2 separate regions of the Homo sapiens genome follow, and region 1 is linked to region 2. Evidence: chromatin loops called from intact Hi-C (ENCODE). Cell type or tissue: heart right ventricle. All regions are shown on one strand. Region 1 overlaps SKAP1 (src kinase associated phosphoprotein 1). Region 2 overlaps PNPO (pyridoxamine 5'-phosphate oxidase).

Region 1 (5,000 bases), 180 kb before region 2:
TACTGGTTGTTCTGGCTGGTTTGAAAAGCACAAATAAACTTGGGATGTGGTTCCTTGCCATGTGTGATGATGTTGAGCTCCTTTTTGTAAGATGATATCAATATGTCAGCTCTGGGCATTTTTACCACCTCCCAATAAAGTGGAGATAGCATGAGAGAAAACAAAAGCCCAGAGAAAAAAGGAGACTTGGAATTGTCTTTCAGAGCAGAATCTTCTCTGGAATCCACGTCTATTGTTTATTTTTTGTCTTTTTTTTTTTTTCTGAGACAGAGTCTTGCTCTGTTGCCCAGGCTGGAGTGCAGTGGCATAATCTTGGCTCACTGCAACCTCCACCTCCTGAGTTCAAACAATTCTGCTTAAGACTCCCGAGTAACTGGGATTACAGGCGCCCACCACTACACCTGGCTGATTTTTGGTTTTTTGTTTGTTTGTTTGTTTTTGAGATGGAGTCTCGACTCTGTTTCCCAGGCTGGAGTGCAGTGGCGCAATCTTGGCTCACTGCAACCTCCCCGTCCCCGGTTCAAGTTATTCTCCTGCCTCAGCCGCCCGAGTAGCTGGGATTACAGGCGTGCATCACCACACCCAGCTAATTTTTGTATTTTTAGTAGAGACGGGGTTTCACCATGTTGGTCAGGCTGGTCTTGAACTCCTGACCTCAAGTGATCCACCCACCACGGCCTCCCAAAGTGCTGGGATTACAGGGTGGCTGAGCCACTGCACCCAGCCAATTTTTGTATTTTTATAGAGACGGGGTTTCACCATGTTGGCCCGGCTACTCTCAAACTCCTTAGCTCAAGTGATCCACCCGCCTCAGCCTCCGAAAGTGCTGGGATTACAGACATGAGCCACCACTCCCACCCAGCTACTTGGTTTTTTTCCTATGTGCTGAATCTCCAAAATGAGACAGAACCAGAAGCAAGGCCTTGGAGTCAGCACATTGAAGAGTTCCTCTTCAGGCCTCGGGTTAGTTAACAACCCATGTGTCCTCCACTACAACACCTCCCAGGTAGGGGCTGAGGAAATGCTCTGAGGAGGGCTCAAGTATGGATACAGGGCTCCCTGTTTCCCTTTCCTGTTGTCTGTACCTAGCACTCAGGTTACCTGCATATTAAGAGGCAGCAAAACATAGTGATTAACAGCATAACATCTGCAACCAGACAGCCTGGGAATAAATCTCAGTTCCCTGTCTACTGTGCTCTCTGGAGCAAGTTATTTGACCATTTATGCCTCAGTTTCCTCACCTTAGAAGGGATATACTCTATTCACTGTATCATTAGGTGATTAGGAAGATTAAATGATTTAACATGTGTAATGGTACTTGGAACAATGCCTGGCACATAATAACTGTTCAATAAGGGTAGCTGCTATTATTGCCTGATTTCTCTACAGGAGAAATTTTGAAAGACAGGCAACTGGCCGGGTGCAGTGACTCACGCCTGTAATCCCAGCACTTTGGGAGGCCGAGACGGGCAGATCACGAGGTCAGGAGTTTGAGACCAGCCTGGCCAACATGGTGAAACCTCATCTCTACTAAAAATACAAAAATTAGCCGGGCATGGTGGCATGCACCTGTAATCCCAGCTACTCGGGAGGCTGAGACAGGAGAATCGCTTGAACCCGGGAGGCGGAGGTTGCGGTGAGCCGAGTTCGCGCCACTGCATTCCAGTCTGGGCGACAGAGTGAGACTCCGTCTCAAAAAAAAAAAAAAAGAAAGAAAAAAGAAATCCCTGTTCAGAGAAGCCCTGGCTTGGTGGTAGCCTGCCTCTCCTCTGTAATGAACATGTTGCAGCACTGGAGTAAGACGCCCATCTCACATCACAAAAGAGAAACCAGGGGGCAAACAGGGATGTTAGTGGGCTCTAACTTACTCAAAAAAACATAGATCTTATACCAACTATTCATTTCCAGATTATCTGATCCAAGAGTAAAAAGAAGAAAACAGTTTTGTGTATGATGGATAACTGCATGGAATGAAAAGGGGAAATTTTAGGTTTAGGAGGAAAAAAAAACCCAAGTGAGATAAAGGCAATATAGTAGTGTCCTTAACGTCCCCCTACCCTTCACACAGAGTGCTAAAGGAGAAGGAACCACTAGGTGGCAGCATATGAGCAGGTGAACCAAAGAGAACCAACTGCCTCCAGTTTTAGGAGCCTTTGCACCAATCCCATCCCACAGGAAAGGACAATGGGCAATATTCTAAAGTGTTTAACAGAGGGAGCAAACACAAACCCTTCTATACTCCTCCTCTGCCACCCACCTCTCCCCCACTCCTCCATCCCCCGCCCATCCTTCCCTGGAGACCCAGGGACCCAAATCTGAAAAGCTGGGTGGCTAAGAGGCCAGAATATCATCGTGCCACCACTCTGTGGCTGAAAGACATCAGAAAAGGGGATACCAGAAGAGAAAGGGCCGGGATCTGGGACAGGATGAGGCTGAAAAAGGAAAAGGTCAGCTGGGTGTGGTGGCTCACGCCTGTAATCCCAGCACTTTGGGAGGCCAAGGTGGGTGGATCACGAGGTCAAGAAATCAAGACCATCCTGGCCAACATGATGAAACCCTGTCTCTACTAAAAATACAAAAATTGGCCAGGTGTGGTGGCGCATGCTTGTAATTCCAGCTACTAAGGAGGCTGAGGCACGAGAATCGCTTGAACCTGGGAGGCGGAGGTTGCAGTGAGCCAAGATCACACCACTGCACACCAGCCTGGCGACAGAGCAGGAAAAAAAGAAAAAAAAGAAAAGAAAAAGGTAACTTCTTCACTCCCTACAGAGTTCAATGCTCTCTAAATCATATGGCCATTGGCTTCCAGCATTTAAAATAAAATGTCCCTTCTATACCTGTTTTCCAAGAGGAAACAACCACTTGCCAAACTGCAAAGGTCTTTGGGTACCGCCACACACCCCACCGTAGGGACCACACTCAGATCTCTGGCCCTTCTAGCTGTGAAACTCAGCAGAAAAAGAAATTAGGTTGGTCCTAAAGTATATAAACAAATTACCTCATTGGAAATCTGGTCTGTAGTTCTGGCTGTCTCTGACATTGTTATATGCAAAAAAAAAAAAAAAAAAGCGCGGCAGGGGTTGGGTAGAGCATGTTTGATGTGTTGATGAGACAATCTACAGGCTGATGGACATTCTCTGCTAGGGGATAGTTCTAAAGGAGACTTTTTGGAAGCAGCAGATTCCTACAGCGTTGGAAACTAAACCTCACCCAGCAAAACTGCTCCACACCCAGTTAGCCCCCATCTTAGCCAACGGCCTCAGATGGCAACAGGCTAATTAGATTACCGCTCCTCTGTTTGGCTCTACTAACCAAATCCCCACCTCACTGCCTGCCACTAACTGGATAACTGGGGCATTAGACCGCTTAACTAACCACATTATATGTAGGACGGCTTCTTAATCACTACCAATTGTTCTGGCAAGTGAAATAGGAGAGCAGTGGAGATGAAAGGCTTTTTTCCTTGATTTTATGTAAAAAGAAAATTTAAAAGCTAAAATCCTAAATTTAAGAAGTAAATGTATAATCATTGACACAGAAAGTACTGACTCCCAGTCGATAATCTAACCTGGGGCTGGTACAGTTTGGCCTGAATTGTCCAAGCTGGTATCCAAGAATACTAAATGCTCCGAAAGCAACATTTCAGCTACATTTCATTAAAAATACGTTTTTCTAGTGTGTTTTCCCTGTCATCCACATAGCAAAATAGCATAGATATTGTTTTGCAATTACCTCAATATTAAATTTTTCCATATGATGGCCTGGTATATCTCTTAGAAATCTGTATTTAATTCAAAGCCAACTATATCTTTCTTGATGGTGAATAAAAAATGGGAAAGAGGTGAGAATTCCTATTAAGTCTCATTCCCTAAACCCGGGTTGATTTTGTTTTCAACTAGAGTAGTGTCAAAGGTGGGGTTGACAAGGTGCCCTCCCTCCTGTTTGATTTTTTTTTTTTTTGAGACCTACTCTCCCCTCTGTCACCCAGGCTGGAGTGCAGTGATGCGATCTCTGCCTCAGCCTCCTGAGTAGCTGGGATTACAGGTGCCCACCACCATGCCCGGCTAATTTTTGTATTTTTAGCAGAGACAGCGTTTCACCATCTTGGCCAGGCTGGTCTTGAACTCCTAACCTCGTGATCCACCTGCCTCAGCCTCCCAAAGTGCTGGGATTACAGGCATGAGCCACTGCGCCCAGCTGAGACAGATTTTTTTATCTAAACAGAATTATGTAAGGAATTAGCATTGATCTCAAGTTGCCATTAACCTTTTTAAGAATTTTAGCTTCCCTAGTTGCACCACCTTATTTATAACCAGCTAGTATTTGCAAATGATGAAACTGAGGATCTTAAAGGTTGTGACCACTGGTTCAAAATCACAAACTCTGCTGTGGAAGAGGAAATAAAATGAAAGCCCCTTGAAATTATCTGTCAGCTGCTTTGCTTATTGACTTACTCGAGTTCTGTTGCAGTCAGACATCTCCAGTGAGACATCTTCAAAATCCACATTTCATGCCAGTCCCTGGCATCACAATAAAGCAGTGGTGTCAATGCAAAGCGCAAGATAATGCACGTGGCTGGGGAGGAAGACCCCTGCCTTTAAAAACCAGTCTGAGAAAGATGGAGTTGAAGAGAAGCAAGATGAAAAAAAAAAGAAACAAAGTTGTGTTTTGTTTTTTTTTTTTTATGTCTTAACAAAACTCTCAGATGCCAGGGACAGTGGTGCTTTCATCTTTGGCAAAACAAAAACAAAAATAAAAACAAAAACCCCTCCCCGCAGGTCTCCCACCAGGAGTGGCTCTGGAAGGATAAATCTTGAATGGCGTTGATTTGTTAACTCCCAGAGCACCGGCAAAATCTGCAGGGCTGAGTTTTAAAAAAGCAGACCTCTACACAGAGGATTATCTCTGCGACACAGCCCAGTGACTCCAGCTCATTTTCTAGTTTGTGGATTACCATAGTCCCTTGCTTCTTCCCTTCCCTACTGCCCAGCTATTTCATT
Region 2 (5,000 bases):
GGAGCCTTGAATTTTGTTTAACAAAATAATTGTAGGTTTCTCTCTGTAATAACAACGCTGGAAAGGCAGAGAACCTCTTTTATGCTCATGTCTTGCATTTATTGAGATGACTGTTTCTCATGCCTTTATGTTCCTTCATGTAAGTAAAGTGGACCTTTGTGCTCAAACTGTTCCTTTCAAGCTTCAGGAAGGGTTCCCAGGTGTGACAATGTAGGAACTGGGTCACTAATTTTTACCATCAAACTAGCCTTAGTATGGGGATGGGGCAGCAGAAGGAGCTAGTTACACCTCAGTGGTCAGTTCTCTCCAGTCAACAGAGAGCCCGTCAGGTGCTCTAAGAGAGTAGGGCAGACCTTTGGTGATTGACCCCAAAGTTTCAGTGGTTTGGTTTGGGATTAAGATTCAAACTCGGGCTCTACCCCTTAGTAGCTGGGTGACCTTGGGAACATTTGCTTGTACTCTGAGCCTCAGTTTCCTCTTCTGTAAAAGGGGGCTGAAATAATACCTATCTCATAGGGAGTGGTCAGTATTAAGTGGCCTATGAGAGGTCCCATAGTAAGTGCTCAGTTTAATACTGGTTTCCTTCCCCCTTCCTTTATAAGGAACTCCACCATACCCCACAGCTTTGGTTTAAGAAAAAGGAGAAGGTGGGTATAGTGGCTCAGGCCTGTAATCCTAGCACTTTGGGGGCTGAGGTGGGAGGACTGCTTGAGCCCAGGAGTTTGAGACCAGCCTAGGCAACATAGAGAGACCCCATGTCTAAAAAAAAACCAACCAACAAACAAAAAGTAGCTGACTGTGGTGGCACATGCCTGTAGTCCTATCTACTTGGGAGGCTGAGGTGGGAGGGTTGCTTGAGTCCAGGAGTTCAAGACGACAGTGAGCCATGATTGTGGCACTGCACTACCACCTGGGTGACAGAACTAGGTCTTATCTCTAGGGGAAAAAAAAAATTAATAAATAAGAGATGCTTGGCACGGTGGCTCATGCCTGTAATCCCAGCACTTTGGGAGGCTGAGGCAGGCAGATCACCTGAGGTTGGGAGTTCAAGACCAGCCTGGCCAACATGGAGAAACCCCGTCTCTACTAAAAATACAAAATTAGCCAAGTGTGGTGGCACATACCTGTAATCCCAGCTACTTGGAAGGCTGAGGCAGGAGAATTGCTTGAACCCAGGAGGCCGAGGTTGCGGTGAGCCGAGATAGCTCTATTGCACTCCAGCCTGGGCAACAAGAGCAAAACTCCGTCTCAAAAATAAATAAATAAATAAATAAGAAAGAGGAGAGAAAGCTGTCACTTTATGAGGTTAGGTCCAGCTCTTTCTCAAGCCATAAGAGCTGGGAACTAAAAAAATGTTGGCCAAATCTCTGGAGCTCGTGGTAGAAATACAGGGAGAGACCAAGGTGGCCACTAAACAATGTGGTCCTGCGGCTTCCAGGTCAGCTCCTGGCAGGCTGCTGGGCCACCCCACCCCAGGAGCTGTTGCTCAGGGAATTTATTAGTGAAACAAACAGACCTATACAAGGGAGGCTTTGTTAGGTGCCTCGTCCCAGCCAGGGGGACCTCAAATGATGAGTAAGGGAGACCAGGAGCTGGAGGGATGGAAGTCAGGCTCAGGGGTGCTGCCTTACCCAAAGCCTCTTTCCCCTACCCCGTCCCACTACACAGAACTTTCTAGGGTCTCACCAATTACTCAATCCATGAGGCCTCCACAGAGGATCTCAGACTTTCCCTACACCGCAGCCCTGCCCAGTGTTAATAGCTAACATTTATAGGGTGCTTAAGGCAGGCAGCCCCTAGAACAAGTCCTCCCTAAGGTTGTTCATTTAATCCTATCATCACCTGAGACAGGTGCTGTCATTATCCCCATTTTTCAGACAAGTTGGCTGAGGCTTAGAGGTTAAATCACTCACCCTGGGGGCCAGGCGCTGGCATTGGTACAGCTGGGACTGAAGCCAGAGCCAGCTTGTACATGTGACCACTGTCCCACACAGCCACCTTCCACTCTTGATTCTCATCTGCTACAGGGACAGGAAACTGAAGCTCAGAACAAAGAAAAGCACAGACACCTTCTGCAGAAGGGGAAGTTGGGAGGGGAGGGAGCAACGTCTGGGTCTTAGGATCCTGGGAGGTGAGCATCACTCGAGGGGGCTGGACAAACTCTGGAAGCAGATGGATAAAGCCAACCAGCTTTGAAGCTGAGTGTCCCCTAAGACCCTAGACTACAGGTATCTCCCACATCCGCCCATTCTCGGTTTCCCTGAGGTGGGGGATAAGGATGGCCCCTGGGCCACCAACCTAAGGTTCTAGATAATACTGGCACTGTACTGCCAACTCCTCCAGTATCACCATTACCCCTCTGGGTGAGAGTATCCACAGCCCCTCTGCCCCTTGCATACTGACCCCGGCTCCATCTTCTAGGTAAAGTCCACATATGTTTCTAAGCTGGGTGGCCAGATGGATGTGGGGTAGGTACTAGAAGCCAAAGGGAGATCTGGATGCCCAGGGAAGCAGAGCGAGGCAGCTGCAAGTTTTCATGAGAACAGGGGAAGAGGAGGAACCGAGAGCGCAAATATGTGCGGCAACCGGGAGAGGCTACGGGTTATCGACCACAGTTTCACTGGGACGCGGCCCAAGCCGATGAAGGGGGAGGCCGGCTAGAAGTTGCTTTCACTGCCCGGAAGGGGCCGACCTTGGGCGGCGGGCTCCCCCTACTGGACGTACTGCCTACAAGGTGCAGAGAAGTGAGGGGACAGGAAAGTTGCTTAAATTCCCCAAGTCCCCTCCTTGGGGGTTGAGGGAGACCAGGCCGGGTTGAACATCAATAAAGTGCACGGCTGATAGGCTTTTATTACAGACTGGGGGCGGTAACGGCTGGACAGAGAACGGAAAAGGAACATCTGAGACCAGGCTCAAAGCTAGGGGGTTACACAACCTCCAATAACACAAGGTGAGTGCAGCACTTCTAGACACACACACAGACACACATCACTTACTCATAAACGGCACAGCCTACGGTACAAGAAAAAGGGCAAGGTAGGTAAGGGCACCCAACACCCTCCTGCCTGCAGGGGGCCACAGGGTTAATGTGCCTTCCTGCACGCAGGCTTAAGAGGGATAAACAAGGAGAGGGCTGCCCTTGGAGAAGGCCTGCGGATAATAGTGACTGAGGCACAGGTCCATGCAGGGGAAGGAAGCACAGTTCACAGAGTGGCAAGCTCAGTGCCAGCCAGTGCAAGCAACAGGCAGTTCTTTGATCCTGGCTTAGTCACAGCAAACATTTACCCAGCCTGGCTCTTCTCCATAGCCAGCAGGTTGCTTGCTCATCCAGTCTGTCCCTGGTTAGCGGGCATGTGCTCAAGGAGAACAAACACAGTTCAGCACAGGACTCAGCTGAGGGTCACTAAAGGATCATAGACTGTGAGGGTGGGAGGTCTTGGTTTAGAGGTTGAGTCTAGTGCAGCTGATCACCTGGGGTCTAGTGAAAATGCAGGGTCAGATTCAGTGGGTCTGGGGTCTGAATCTCTAAGGCGCTGCCAAGTGATGCTGATGCTCCTGGCTTGTGGACCACCCTGTGTATAGCAAAGCTCTAGACTAGGAGGTCTCAACCTTGGCTGCACAGAATTATCTGGGGAGTTTTTAAATTTCCCAGTGCCCAGGCTGCATTCATATCATAGTAGAGACAGGGTTTTGCCATGCTGGCCAGGCTGGTTCAATCATCTCTGAGGGTGGGACCCAGGCATCAGGGTTTTTTAAGCTCCCCAGGTAATTCCAGTGTGGGGGAAAAACCAATGAACTAGGAATTATCAGCAGAGGTGGGGAGTAAGAAAAGCAGATACGTGAGTAGTCTGAAAAACATAATCTCTATAATCATTTAATTTTTCTTTTTGGAAAATGTATGTATACATACACACAGTTTCCATAAAAAAACATAGATAGTAAAGCTGATTAAAATCTTCCTGTCCTATTGGTACCAGCACATGAAGCCCTTCTACAAAATTCCTGACGGACTGGGAATAAAAATTCCTAGTGACAGCCCACTCCTTCTCAGGCAGGTGTGATTGTTTGAAATCTCTCCCAATATTGAGATGAAACCTGCTTCCCTGTAACTTCCCTGTAATTCTGTGGGTCCCTTGTAGCCACAGAGAAGGCAGCAATCAGTAGGGGAAGTGCTATAAAAATATACTATCCCGGCCAAGCGTGGTGGCTCATGTCTGTAATCCCAGCACTTTGGGAGGCCAAGGCGGGCAGATCACTTTAGGTCAGGAGTTGGAGACCAGCCTGGCCAACATAATGAAACCCCGTCTCGCTGGGTGTGGTGGCTCATGCCTGTAATCCCAGCACTTTGGGAGGCTGAGGTGGGTGGATCACAAGGTCAAGAGATGGAGACAATCCTGGCCAACATGGTGAAACCCCATCTCTACTAAAAATACAAAAATTAGTTGGGTGTGGTGGCGTGTGCCTGTAGTCCCAGCTACTTGGGAGGCTGAGGCAGGAGAATTGCTTGAACCTGGGAGGCAGAGGTTGCAGTGAGCCAAGATCACACCACTGCACTCCAGCCTGGGTGACAGAGTGAGACTCCATCTCAAAAAAAAAAAAGAAAAGAAAAAAGAAAAAAAGAAAAAAAAAAGTCCTATCCGTAAATGAGTTAGTTAAGTTGTAATCAACAGAAATAGATTCTAGCTAGATTAAGTAAAAAAAAAAAAAAGAGAGAGAGAGACTTTACAGAGATAGTGGGGTGTTTTAAGGCAGGGGGAGGAACTGCACAGCCCAGACCTGGGAGGGAGGGATCCAGGGAAGGAGAGATCCTGGGAATTGCAATAGCAGCAGGCAGAGGCTTTTGGTTCCTATTGTTTCCTGGCTGCTATGAATGACTTGGCTTTAATGACTCCCAAGGTTCTGGATCTCTCCAGTTCAAATTTCAAATTATTGACAAAACAATCTGATTGGCCAGGTTGGCTCAGGTGCATATGCTAGGACTAAGCTTTGGCCAGTATGAC

The links. Hi-C counts contacts between places; a loop is a spot of excess contacts. Peaks named below come from ENCODE experiments on the same cell type or tissue, not always from the same donor. Only the 100,000 strongest peaks of a DNase experiment are listed, where the experiment ranks them.
Region 1: a loop joins it to region 2, with 2.6 times the contacts of the local background. A loop is called at or near these places in 4 of 110 quality-filtered maps.

What each region holds. Positions count from the first base shown.
Region 1 is chr17:48,128,502-48,133,501 of GRCh38, reverse strand. It overlaps SKAP1 (src kinase associated phosphoprotein 1), which reads left to right. Exons shown (of 13, transcript NM_003726.4): 13 at 1-60. Among named protein-coding and RNA genes, the nearest start is that of SNX11, 23 kb to the right of the region's middle. In heart right ventricle, a CTCF peak has its summit at 2,076 (motif pointing right); a DNase peak (open chromatin) is centred at 2,121; H3K27me3 peaks cover 337 bases.
Region 2 is chr17:47,947,134-47,952,133 of GRCh38, reverse strand. It overlaps PNPO (pyridoxamine 5'-phosphate oxidase), which reads right to left. Exons shown (of 7, transcript NM_018129.4): 7 at 2,826-5,000. It overlaps PRR15L (proline rich 15 like), which reads left to right. Exons shown (of 2, transcript NM_024320.4): 2 at 1-167. Among named protein-coding and RNA genes, the nearest start is that of PNPO, 8.1 kb to the right of the region's middle. RefSeq lists an enhancer at 1,856-2,085. In heart right ventricle, a CTCF peak has its summit at 2,715 (motif pointing left); a DNase peak (open chromatin) is centred at 2,683; H3K4me3 peaks cover 1,160 bases; H3K27ac peaks cover 1,369 bases.